Regions from separate parts of the Homo sapiens genome. Here region 2 is linked to region 1. The links are chromatin contacts, found by Hi-C or POLR2A ChIA-PET in ENCODE. All regions are on one chromosome and are shown on one strand. Each heading gives the region's core, a stretch centred on a gene start or an enhancer-like site at or near the end of the contact. The rest is flanking DNA. Distances are from core to core; before and after follow the strand shown.

The links. A loop is a pair of places that touch in the nucleus more often than their neighbours do. ChIA-PET counts read pairs that join two places held with the same protein, here RNA polymerase II (POLR2A).
Region 2: a loop to region 1 is called in a map of K562, with 3 times the contacts of the local background. The contact joins two enhancer-like sites. A Hi-C loop is called at or near these places in 2 of 168 maps with a recorded cell type or tissue (GM11168 and K562) and 1 of 37 single-sample maps with no recorded cell type. POLR2A ChIA-PET finds 5 or more read pairs at or near these places in 1 of 52 experiments (SK-N-SH).

Annotation. Positions count from the first base shown.
Region 1 is chr5:77,876,631-77,882,620 of GRCh38, reverse strand. No RefSeq gene overlaps it. Among named protein-coding and RNA genes, the nearest start is that of TBCA, 100 kb to the right of the region's middle. RefSeq lists an enhancer at 2,535-2,604. Within about 2 kb of position 1,865, at least 2 of the 41 ENCODE cell types and tissues checked have a DNase peak (open chromatin) inside an H3K27ac peak, as active enhancers do.
Region 2 is chr5:78,265,745-78,272,046 of GRCh38, reverse strand. AP3B1 (adaptor related protein complex 3 subunit beta 1) reads left to right here. Exons shown (of 27, transcript NM_003664.5): 2 at 4,452-4,527. Among named protein-coding and RNA genes, the nearest start is that of AP3B1, 26 kb to the left of the region's middle. RefSeq lists an enhancer at 1-526. Within about 2 kb of position 3,551, at least 2 of the 41 ENCODE cell types and tissues checked have a DNase peak (open chromatin) inside an H3K27ac peak, as active enhancers do.

The sequences.
Region 1 (5,990 bases), core at 616-3,115:
TAATAGACATGTTAACATAAGGCTCCGGGCAGGGCGCAGTGGCTCATGCCTGGAACCCTAGCACTTTGGGAGGCTGAGACAGGAGGATCCTCTGAAGTCAGGAGTTTGAGACCAGCCTGGGCAACAAAGCGGAATGCCATTTCTAAAAAGAAAAAAAAAAGAAAAAGAAAAAACCCATAAGGCTCTCATCACACTCTTTCAACAATCCTGAGAAGCTGGCATCACTCATATTTTACAAATAAGATGATGGATGCTCCAGGAGGTGAAGTACTGTGTCTAAGCTCACAGCTGCTAAGAAAGAGACCCGCAATAAGAACGCCAGTCTGACACCAAAGTTTATGCTCTTTCTACTCCTGTCCCAGGTAAACGTAAGGCTTGCTAACTAGAAAGTGTGATACAGATATAAGTATCATTATTTTATGAAAATGCCAGGTCAACCACAGTTAGAAAACTGAGTTTTATCCATTCGTTCACAAATATCATTGAATGTCTTTACTGTGCTTTGTGTACTGTGCCAGATAACTCTCAGTATTATCAGAAGCAATGACTTAAGAGAAAAAGTAAAACGACCAATGATCTTTTCACCGTTTCTCAAAAACTTGTGTCATTGGATTCCTGTAACTAATGTGATTTTCCATAAACTCAAACGGTGATTTTCTGGTTTTGAAATTTCCACCCTCTTTTTTTTTTTTAAAGGAACATATCTATTATATGAAGTGGGCAACACCTGTATGTGAGGCACATTGACGAGTAAACTCTGAGCTGCTGTCACAAGCAGTTAAAAGTAAAAGGCCTTTGTCAAAGCGAGTTAACAAAGTCTATTGTGTGACATGGAATCTTTGACACATTCATCATGCTGGTGTGGACTATCTCAAAACTCAGAGCTGGTGGACTCTAGCCAGCTTCCTTATCATGCGTACAAATGAGTCTGTTTCCACGAGGACCCGCATCATCCTCTCTGCGCTGTTGGCTTTCACTGGAGATGACCCCACAGACCTGTTCCCAAGCATGTGGGACCTGAAATCTAGCAAAGGTAATAAATTTGTTCTGGTGCAGTATCGGAGAGGTGACCATCTATCTCAAGCCCTCATTTGCAGAGGAGGATGTGGGAGCCATGAGGTTAAGAGAGAGGACAAGGACATGGAGCTTATACAGGGGCAAAGCCAGTATTAGGATGAAGGCCCTGTGACTCTCAGCTCAGTGCTCCTTCCTCCTTGTGACCAAGAGTACTGTTGTAGACATGACTGCAGCTCTCTAAGATTTCTGGTTCTCTTCTTCCTCCAGGCATATAGGAGGACTGGCTTTAAGTCAGGTGTGGCCATATGACTCACCTTGGCCCGTGAAAGGTGAGGGGGGCCTGTAATCCAGCACTTTGGGAGGCCCAGGCGGGCAGATCACTTGAGGCCAGGAGTTCAAGACCAGCCTGGCCAACATGGCAAAACTCCACCTCTACTAAAAATACAAAAATTAGCCGAGGGTGGTGGTGCGTGCTTATAGTCCCAGCTACTTGGGAGGCTGAGGCATGAGAATCGCTTGAATCCAGGAAGTGGAGGTTGCAGTGAGTCAAGATCGTGCCACTGCACTCCAGCCTGGGTGACAGAGCAAGACAAGACTCTGTCTCCTAAAAAAAAAAAAAAAAAAAAAAAAAGTAAGGGGATTTATGTCACTTCTGGGCAAGCACATTTAGGAGTCATGTTGTAACTTTTCATGCCCTCTTTCTGTGCGATGGTGAATCCTGAAGCATTGTATTGTGATGTTGACTTAAGATCTAATGAGATGGTGGAGTCTCTGTCTGCCTGAGTCCCTGAGTGACTAGGATACTTAGAGCCTCCTAACCAATCTGCTTTGGGTGTGTCGTATGAATAAGACTTGTTTCATAGTGTAACTAGTTAACTAGTTCATCCTGACTATTGCAAGTGCCCACCATGACAGGATGGACCAAGGTGCAGAGTAGTGTTTGTGACTATGACAAAGAGGAGAACTAAACAACTCACTAAGAATAAGCTGGCCCAGTGCAGTGGCTCACGCCTGTAATCCCAGCACTTTGGGAGGCCAAGGTGGACGGATCACTTGAGGTCAGGAGTTTGACTCCAGGCTGGCCAACATGGTGAAACCCCGTGTTTACTACAAATACAAAAATTAACCAGGCATGGTGGTGCATTCTTGTAATCCCAGCTACTTGGGAGGCTGAGGCAGGAGGATTGCTTGAACCCGGGAGGTGGAGGTTGCAGTGAGCTGAGATCATGCCACTTTACTCCAGCTTGGGCAACAGAGCAAGACTGTCTCAAAGAAAAAAAAAAGAAAGAAAAAGAAAAAAAAAAAAGGCAGGACCTCTTTCCTGTCCCCCAGGGCAGCCCCTGGCAGAGTGAACTTCAAGTCAGAGTGAACTTTGAGTCAGAGAGAGTGGGGTTTCCCTCACTGACCTCTCTGAGCTGGCGGTGCAATCCTGGCTGCATCAGTGAATCCTCCTGTGAGTCAGCCCCTTTATCTGTGAAGCAGGGATAACAAGTTCGTACTTGCAGGTCTGTTGTCAGCGTCAGTTTTCTGACACAGGTCACAGTATAGCTCAAAAATGTCTGTTGGGGGAAGAAAGTTGGTTGGTTAATCCCACACGCAGAGTCCTGCCCAAAGACATAAAAAAAAAAGAAAAAGAAAAAGAAAAAGAAAACCCTAAAATTCCTGTCTAGCCTTTACTCAGCCCCTCAGGCCACCTTTGAAGGAATTATGTTAAAATCTCATGGGGGCCAAGGCCAGACACAGTGACTCACGCCTGTAATCCCAGCACTTTGGGAGGCCAAGGCGGGCAGATTACGACGTCAGGAGTTTGAGACCAATCTGGCCAACATGGTGTAAACCTGTCTCTACTGAAAATACAAAAATTACAGGTACGGTGGTGCATGCCTGTAATCCCAGCCACTTGGGAGGCTGAAGCAGGAGAATCACTTGAGTCTGGGAGGTGGAGTTTGCGAGTTTGCAGTGAGCCAAAATCACACCACTGCACTCCAGCCTGGGTGACAGAGCGAGACTCCATCTCAAAAAAAAAAAAAAAAAAAAAAAAGAATCTCATGGGGCCTGAGAGCCTGTACATTTGGGATTCTGTAAAACTCAGGTTTCTCATAATAGATGTGAGGTGTTAGAGTGGATCTTCTTCACTTTCTCAGTTCCCACTGGACATGCTTAACTGTGAGAGTAAAAAGATGAAGAAGGCAGGTGATGATTGAGCAGAATTAGTACTATACATTTTTTTTTTTTCTGGTTAGGAGAATGTTAGAAACTGGAAGATTCTTTGTGAACCAAGCTACTTCATTTGAAGGGTCAGAAGCAAGGTTTGGGGTGAACTTCTTTTACTCAGGACACAGTTATTGATGAACTGTAAGGATCTCCCTAACAAGAATGCCCTGATCCAGAGAAGAGTCTCTGCTCAGTTGTTTATTTACAGTAATCCCCAATATAGTCAAAATTTGTGGAAAGCATTGCAGACATTTTTAAGAGTCGATTTACCCTATTAAAGAGGCAGAGGTAAGTTTTCCTGTGGTATCTTTCGAAGTGTTCATCCATGCCAAGCTCTAGAATGGGTACTTTCTTTCAATTAGGTTCTTATTCATACAGATTCATTTCCTGCTGACTATATAATTATATAATTAAAGCTAATGTAGGCCATTTACACATTTTAGTTAATTTAATAGCTTGAAATAGAATCCTTAAGGTCAAAAGAAATGTGAACACCTGGAATCTAGTTAAAGTCCTGGTGGAATACATATATATATACATATATATATATATATACACACACACATATATATATACATATACATATATATATATATAATGATTATGCTTTAACAAAACAGGTGAAGTTTGTCAGGCAGATCAGGATTTTGAGAATGTCATTTATAGCTTTCAGTTTAATTTTAAGCAGAGGAAAATGCTACAATTCCAATCTCAACCTAATTCTATAGGTAGATGGAATTTATGGGAAAAAAAAGTCAAATTGTGTTTTCTAAGAAAAATGGTTTCCCAAATCATTGGCTCTCTTCCACTTAACCTTCCTTACCTTCTAATCCCCTTCCTTTCCTCTAACTGTGCATTCAATAACAGGCAGCATTAGGGTAGTTTTCAGAAAAACTTAGCATTTCTAGAACTTCAGAATCCGAGATGGAAATTCCTGAATTACTTGTTCGAGTGCTTAGTTCCTAAGACCAAGCTCAGGTGCCCTAAGCTTTGTTTCTTGCGTAGGTAAAGATTTAACAGAATTACATGGCCAAGATTTCAGAAATGCCTTGAATAAGAGAACTGTAGCTTTTTCCTCCACAAAATCTTGAAGCCTTCATTCTGGGCCTCTAATACTAGATAATTTACCTATTACACAAGAGAAAAAAAATGAATTCATACTAGGAATCATTTAAATTGTTTCCTTATTTGGCAAGTCAGTGGCTTTTACACAATTCAGAATACATTGAGGTGGAGGAGGAAGAAAGCTGGCTATGACAAATCTTGAAGCTTTTTAACCCGTTTTAGACCTGATGTGCTGTAGAAGCTCCCTGTCATGTCCTCAGCCACACTACACAGCAAGGCCATTAAACAGAAATTGACTGCTTTGTTTTGCCAAAGAGAAGAGTACACACAAACAAAAAATAGGCGGGCCAGGTGGTGCATGCCTGTAGTCCCGGCTACTTGGGAGGCTAAGGCGGGGGAATCACTTGAGCCCAGGAGGTTGAGGCCGCAGTGAGCTGTGAGTATGCCACTGCACTCCAGCCTGGGCAACAGAGCAAGACCCTGTCTCAAAAAGCAAAGCAAACAAAACAACAACAAAAAAGTACACATCAACACTGCAAGGGTCCCAACTAGACGAGATGTGGGGCTGCTGAGAGACCAGGGCGAAGGGGCAGTGTGTTGCTCCCGTTCCCAGGCAGAGCATAAAACATGGATCACAGGCATGATTGCTTAGGAGAGCGGCTCCAAGGGAAACTGCTATAAGACACTGTGCAAATCTGTGGTGTGTGGCCATCACGGTGTCAGGATGGGTATTAAAATGTAATTCTTGTAAATGAGAGCCAATTTTGATGCATTCACAGGAGGACCCGATCCAAACACTCAAGCTAACCCATTACCCTGTACGATGCAGACATACAGGCTGAAAATTTTAGTCAAATAAAGCTAAGCTGCCTTACTTGCTGTCAAAAAAAAAAAAAAAAAAAAAAAAAACAAGACTGGCTAAAATGTTATTCTCCCTGTGCCTGTATAAAATATCAACAAAACCAAGTTGACTTTGTTTGGATGGTTTAGATATACTTTCACTTTCGGATACCGTCCACTAAGTCCTTTACAAAGCACATTAAGTTGGCCTTGGTTGATCAAGTGAAATTGCAGATCCACCTTTAGTACTCAATTAGCCAGGGGTTATAGCTCCAAGAATACACAGACATATGGATCAGACATGGGGACTTAAACCTGATTTGGGAGCCCGAAAGAATTTAAAGCCAACTCTATCTCCTGCAAATGTCTGAGGAAGGGCGTGTGGCCAAAAAGGGACAGTCCCTAGAAGCCCTGGATATTTGACCAGCCTCTTTTTGTGAGATTGTGACTCAGTTCTCTGGGGGAAGAAAAAAAAAGGAGGCATAATGCCTGTTACTAAGGAAAATGCCGAAATCATGGCTGGTAGGTGAGCTCTCGGAGTGCGTAGCTTGGTTTCCTGACACGGATCTTCTGCAATTAAGTTGAATTTGGTTGATCAAGCAAAGTTGCTGATCATTCTCTTCCTACCAGGACAAAACAGTAGTCATAATCTCTACTATTTGTTTAGCGCTTTAATTATTTGACAAAGTGCTTTCTGGTAATTGTCTCTCTTAATTCCTATCACAACCCCTGTAATGCCGGGAATGATCATCAGGGCCAAAGCCTGGGGTTTCCAGAGAGAAGGAAAGTGGGTCCCGAGACACACAGTCAGGGAATTACCTGGGTCCTCAAACTTCAGAGCTGGTGCTCCCTTT
Region 2 (6,302 bases), core at 2,302-4,801, 390 kb before region 1:
TAGAGACAATAGATGGCAAATGTTTCCTATTCAAATCTTTAAAAGTGCTGGACTCTCAGTTAATCTCTTTAGAATTGTTAGAGCCTGGAAGGGGAAACTCTGTAGAGATCCTTTACAGATGCAGATTTTCTTCCACAAAAGGCTGCTTTGCAGGGCCGGTTCAAAAATATGGCAAAGAAGCATATTTTGGGGTAAAATATTTTGATTGCCTTCTTTATATGTCATGTGACGTTATGCTATAGTCAGGTTGGAAAGTAAGCCACGTTACGTAGGGTTAAATTAAAATCCATCTGATGAGAATTTATGGTTTGTAGGGCAGGACTCCTCAGGCCCCTTAGGAATTTGGGCAAGAGAGAGAAAAGTCAGAGTTTAGTCCTCACAAGTACAGAGGAATAATCTGAAACTATTCATGAGATTTTACCTTGGATTTTTAAATTAAGACGTTGTTTGTTACCCTGTGTGAGAGACATTTTAAATTAAAGGTAAATGAGATTACCAAGAGTTGAGGAAGGGTCTGTAGGCTTTTTTCTTTTTAATCTTGTGAACAGTATAGGAGGAATATTCATATTTATTTGGATAATTTATGATTCTGACTTTTAGAAAGTTTGTTTGTTTTTTGTTTTTTGAGATGGAGTTTCACTCTTGTTGCCCAGGCTGGAGTGCAATGGTGCCATCTCGGCTCACTGCAACCTCCACCTCCCAGATTCAAGCAATTATCCTGCCTCAGCCTCCTGAATAGCTGGGATTACAGGCATGTGCCACCATGCCAGGCTAATTTTGTATTTTTAGTAGAGATGGGGTTTCTTCGTGTTGGTCAGGCTGGTCTCAAACTCCCGACCTCAGGTGATCCTCTCGCCTCAGCCTCCCAAAGTGCTGGGATTACAGGCTTGAGCCACTGTGCCCTGCCTAGAAAGTTAATAGATGGGTGAGCAGGTAAAGACACTAGCAATGGAGTTTTTTGTTTCTATTCACTGTTGCATTTATTAAGTGGAGGCTTTGTGCCAAAAGTTTTTCCCCTATATTACCTCATGACTTAAAAATTTCTTACTTATTATGTTTGTTGTTTCTTTTACTTAATAGAATGAAATCCCTATGAGGGCAAGGGTTTTTCTGTCATTTTTGTTCATTGCTGTGTCACAAATGCGAATGGAGAACCAGATGAGAATAGAGCTACAGAATCAAAAGGAGGAGGGAATTTCAAGATGAAAGAGTAGTGGTCATGGGTATCAGATGTCAACAGAAAGAGCCAAAGTTCTGAGCACTCTGCAAGGGAAGCTTAGATCCTAAGTGAACTGAAAATGTTCCTAAGCCTTAATGTTTTGCACAAAAACATTATTATTATGAGGGCCACTCCCTTTGGCTACATAGCACTGGGAAATGGTAAGTTCTGACTCTGTTTCCAGCGTTTTTTCTGCATATCCATTCATATTTGCAGCGCACCACTTGGATAGTAGCATCTTTTATTGGAGTGGTTCTCTATGCCTAAAGAGGTGCCTGTGTTTTGGAATTTTTTGGTAGGGCTCCATAAAGGTCCAGCCTTCCCTTCGTTGAATATTTTTATACATCCTTTTTTGGGCATGTATCTCTGATTGGAAATTGCTATTCCTTATCACTTTTCCAGTCCATGATTTCCTGGATGTAAGTTTTAGGTGTTGCTTTCTATGGTATATAAATTTTGGTGTACCATAATTTTGAGGAAAAAGAAGGTAACTTTGTAGTGTGGGGCTCTCAAATGGTAAAAGTCCTTTCTTTTTTCTTTTTAAAATTTCCAGTCCAATATTGATGGATACTTCTACAAAATACAATAAAAAATAAATTACTAGAAAAATAAAATGGGCCAGGCGTGGTGGCTCATTTCTGTAATCATAGCACTTTGGGAGGCCGAGGTTGGTGGATCACCTGAGGTCAGGAGTTCGAGACCAGCCTGGCCAACATGATGAAACCCCATCTCTACTTAAAATACAAAATTAGCTGGGTGTGGTGATGCACTCCTGTAATCCCAGCTACTCAGGAGGCTGAGGCAGGAGAATCACTTGAATCCAGGAGGCGGAGGTTGCGTGAGCGGAGATCACACTACTGCATTCCAGCCTGGGTGACAGAGTGAGACTCTGTCTCAAAAGAAAGAACAAACAAACAAAAACATAATAAAATTAAAGAAAAATAAAATGAAAAAGGCACACAAAATAAAATACAAGCCCCACTTTTTAAATTAGACTCAATAAACATAAAATTACATTGTCAAATTGTTCCGTCACGGTTCTCAATGTGCTTATTCTGAATTTTGGTACCTATCTCCTCATGGGTTGGTAACAAAAATTTGTGAATTAGTCATGATTCTTGGACCAGACTTTCTCAGATCATACTTTAAGTAGCACTGATATAGTGTACAGTACTACATAGTCTTAATTTTCCCCTTAATTTATGTTGTCTTTAGAAGGAGTAGAAGGTTTTAATGAGTTATGGATTATAGATTGATTAAAAAGAGAGGTAATTTACACTACATAATAGCCCTAACACATCCCTAGTTCTTATATATAACTGGTAAACTTTATTTTTCAGTTATAGTTACTAGTTCATTCTGGGGCTAAAATAAGAATGACTTTCCTGGTAATAGTAAGATTTGCCTTAAATGTTCAGTTATATATTCTTCTCTGTCCTTTGAAACTTAAAACTGGCCTATTTTGAACATGAAAGGAAAAGTTATACCATTTAACACCACAAGATGTCACTTATGTAAAAATAAAGTTGGTATCCTAATACTCAAAGCTAGAAAGCTACAGGTAACTAGGTAAATGAAGACACAGGTAAATTAAAAATGAATATATTTGAAACAACTATTGTTTTCAGCAAAGAGTTGAGGAAAATATTGCTAATTCAGCATTATTTTGACTCAAATATTGATATTTAACAAAATAGTATCTAAGATTTATGCAGTAATACATGTTAACTGATCATATTTGAATCTACGTAATGAAGAAGGTAGACCTAAAAGAACTTAATAAAAGTTAATGTATTTTGAGGGTAAAGTAGGTGTTATGGTATTAACTTTCCTAAATCTTTACTGTTTTGGTGACAGGCAAAGAAGAATTTGGGAAGAAACATGTAATTTATATCAGAATTTTAAATAGATCCTTATGACATACGTGAGAAGCTGCATATTACATCAGGTTGAAACAGTGCCTAGGATTTTTCTTGTCTCTTCCCTGAACCTCAGAATTATTAGTTTCTCTTCCTATATTAATGCAGTATTTGTTGTTGAAGACTAGCTTTTCTGTTAACCATGAAGAGCAAAACCTTTATCTTTAATATTGAGATTCTGTTTTCTTGTTTTTAGTTTCAGAGAGCAGGTGCTTGTTCTGGGCACTCTGGGAATTTGGGCTTTAGATGAGCAAACCAAGTTTCCATTAGTTTACGAGTAAGACTATGCCTGGAATTAGAGGTTGGGCTGTTCTAAAAATTGACACTTCATTCCTCTTCATTGCTCACTTCTCTCTCCAGATAAAACTGGTAGAGGAGAATAATGGGACACTTTGGGGAACAGAAAAGGGGAACAAGCAGGAGAAAATTGTTTTCTTTTTTGGCATGTGTGTATGTGTGACCACATTTCCTTTCTATTTAGTTCCTATCGAATTCTTTTTTTTTCTTACCTAACTTCAGTAAGATTTTTTTAAGGTTTCTTTTAGGGTTTAGGTTTTTCATTATAAAAGTATACATAGTCATTAAGTAAATAGGAAAATACAGCAAAAAGTAGAAGAACAAAATACAGTTACATATATAGTTCCATTAATTTCTCTCCCTTTTCTGTTACCTGTGAAATCTGAAAGAGCCTGAAAAGTTTTATGCAGGGATCCTAAATTCCTTAAGGTGAACATTTATAGTATGTGTAGTAGTTGTATGTTCTCAGAGACAGTTTTTATTTATTACTACCTCTACTGTTTAAATATTTTCAAGCTGTATTTTTAATTAGGAAGAAGTAGGTGTTTTAATTATTTAATTGTATTTTGTCTTCTCTACTGGTCACCATTGCATTTAATTTTATGAGCTGTTTGGAAAGTAAGGCTCATTTTTTTCATAATAAATTTCATTGCATTTATTCCTTTTGAAAAAAATGTGCTTAGCTTTTACTTATTTTTTTCTTGCAATGACAGTTTGTAACATTTAACCCTTGTATTAGTTTGCTAGAGCTGCCATAACAAAATGCCACAGACTGGGTGGCTTAATCAGCAGAAATTAATTTTTTCACAATTAATGCCTGGGAGTACAAGATCAAGGTGTTGGCGGGTTTGGTTTCTGCTGAGGCCTTTCTCTCTGGCCTGCAGATGGCCACCTTCTTGCTGCAGTTATTTAACATTGCCCATGATATTACTTCTAATTCTTATGAAAATGATATATTTTAAGCTATCTAATATAAAAATCAAAGTATGGATTTTTTTTCTTCTCTTTTGTAATAGGAATGAAGATCTAAAGCAAATGTTAGAGAGCAACAAAGATTCTGCTAAACTGGATGCTATGAAGCGGATTGTTGGGGTAGGTAAAATACTCATTTACTTCAATTTTGGAAAAATGGACAAGCAGTGATCATATTATTATATATATATATAAAAATACGTTAAATACCAAGTCTAATATTCTGTTTGCCCTTAATATTAACTTAGAATTTCCTGTCCAAAAATGTTAAAGAAAAAAGTACATTATTGAAGTGTCAAAAATCAAGAAACTTAGGTTTTAATTTTATCTTTTCTCTGTTTTAATTTCCCTGTATCTAATTTCAAGGTATTTCTACTATGAGAATGAGGTAGTTAGTCATTTTGAAGACAAAATAAGATGATATACAAGCTATTTTGACTTCCTACACAGAGGGATACTAAAGAATGATTTTTTTTGTCCTTTCACAGCCTAAATGTTCTGAGCATACTTTCATCTGTTTTTTAAATTCTCTTACTACCAATAGAAACACTTTATTCAGTTTAGAAGCCTAGAACTTCTAATAAATATTATTAAATATAAGAGCATTCACCAGTGTTCAGCTGTAAAGCAAAACATAAACAATTGATTAATAAGTTATGAGGATTCTATTGCCAGAGAATTAAAGATATAATATAGTTCCTTAATTATTTTTAATGTTTTAATTTTAATTTTTTATTTTTCCAGGGTTCTAGTTGTATATACCATCTTTAGTAAAATAGTTTTGCAATTTATGTTGCACTCTCTGTACGTACTCATTTGATTTTCCACATTCACAGAGAAAAAACTTGCTTAATTCCACTGACTATCTGATGCTCAGGAGTTTTGCTTTTGTTTCACTGGAATCAAATTCATAAAACTGATTTTTCTTATTAACACTATCCTTTTTATCACCACCATTGCTGATTCTATTTTCCACTTAATTTTATATAATAAGGTCAAAATTGAATACATTTGCATAATTGCTTAAATAAACTACTGTAATAAGGCGATGACACAACTAAAACAATACTGTTTTCCAGCAGGCAGTGCCATCGTATGAGAGCTTCAGATCTCTTTTCCTTTCTTGATATATTAAAGTCCAAATAACAGGTATCAGCATGCTCTGTTAAAAAGTGAGGTGGTATGAAAATCAAATATATTAAAGTCAAGTACTAATTGTATCTGTAGGACATCTGTAAGTGACTTGATCCTTGCTTTCATGTTTATGTCATTTGGCAGTATAGGGGCAATTTTGAGGATTCCATTGTAAATTTTTGATTTGTTAATGTTATGCTCTATACATAGGAGTATTTATGGGCAGGCAGTTCTTGCTTTGCATGGCTTTTATACATATGAATTTCAGTTACTACAGTTTAGTTAAGTGACACCAATCCCCTAACAATATGGTTCAAATTTCATTTACCATGGTGTATTAATTGTGTACTTGGATAATGTACAAACTTGACTGCTAGCTCTTCATTCTACAAATAACTTGTAAATTACAAACATGTATCATGATCCATGATCAATCATGTCACTTCTTTCAAAATCTGTCAGTGATTGGTCACTGTGCATCTGTTACTCAGTTTATGCACAGACAACAAAGCATGTAGTTGTGTTGCCTCTTTGTCTCCCAGTAAGAAACACATGTGACATTTTACAGAAATGAATAATTGAAAGAGGCATTTGCCCAACAAAGTGAAAATACAGCAAAGAAATGAAAAGTGATAACATGTAATGAAAATCAGGTAGAATATAAATGAAGTTATACAGAAGTAGCTGGCTGTGGAACTACTGACATTACACGTTTTTAAGAGACTGAATTTATAGCTGGAGGAACTTGGTAAGGTGAGATT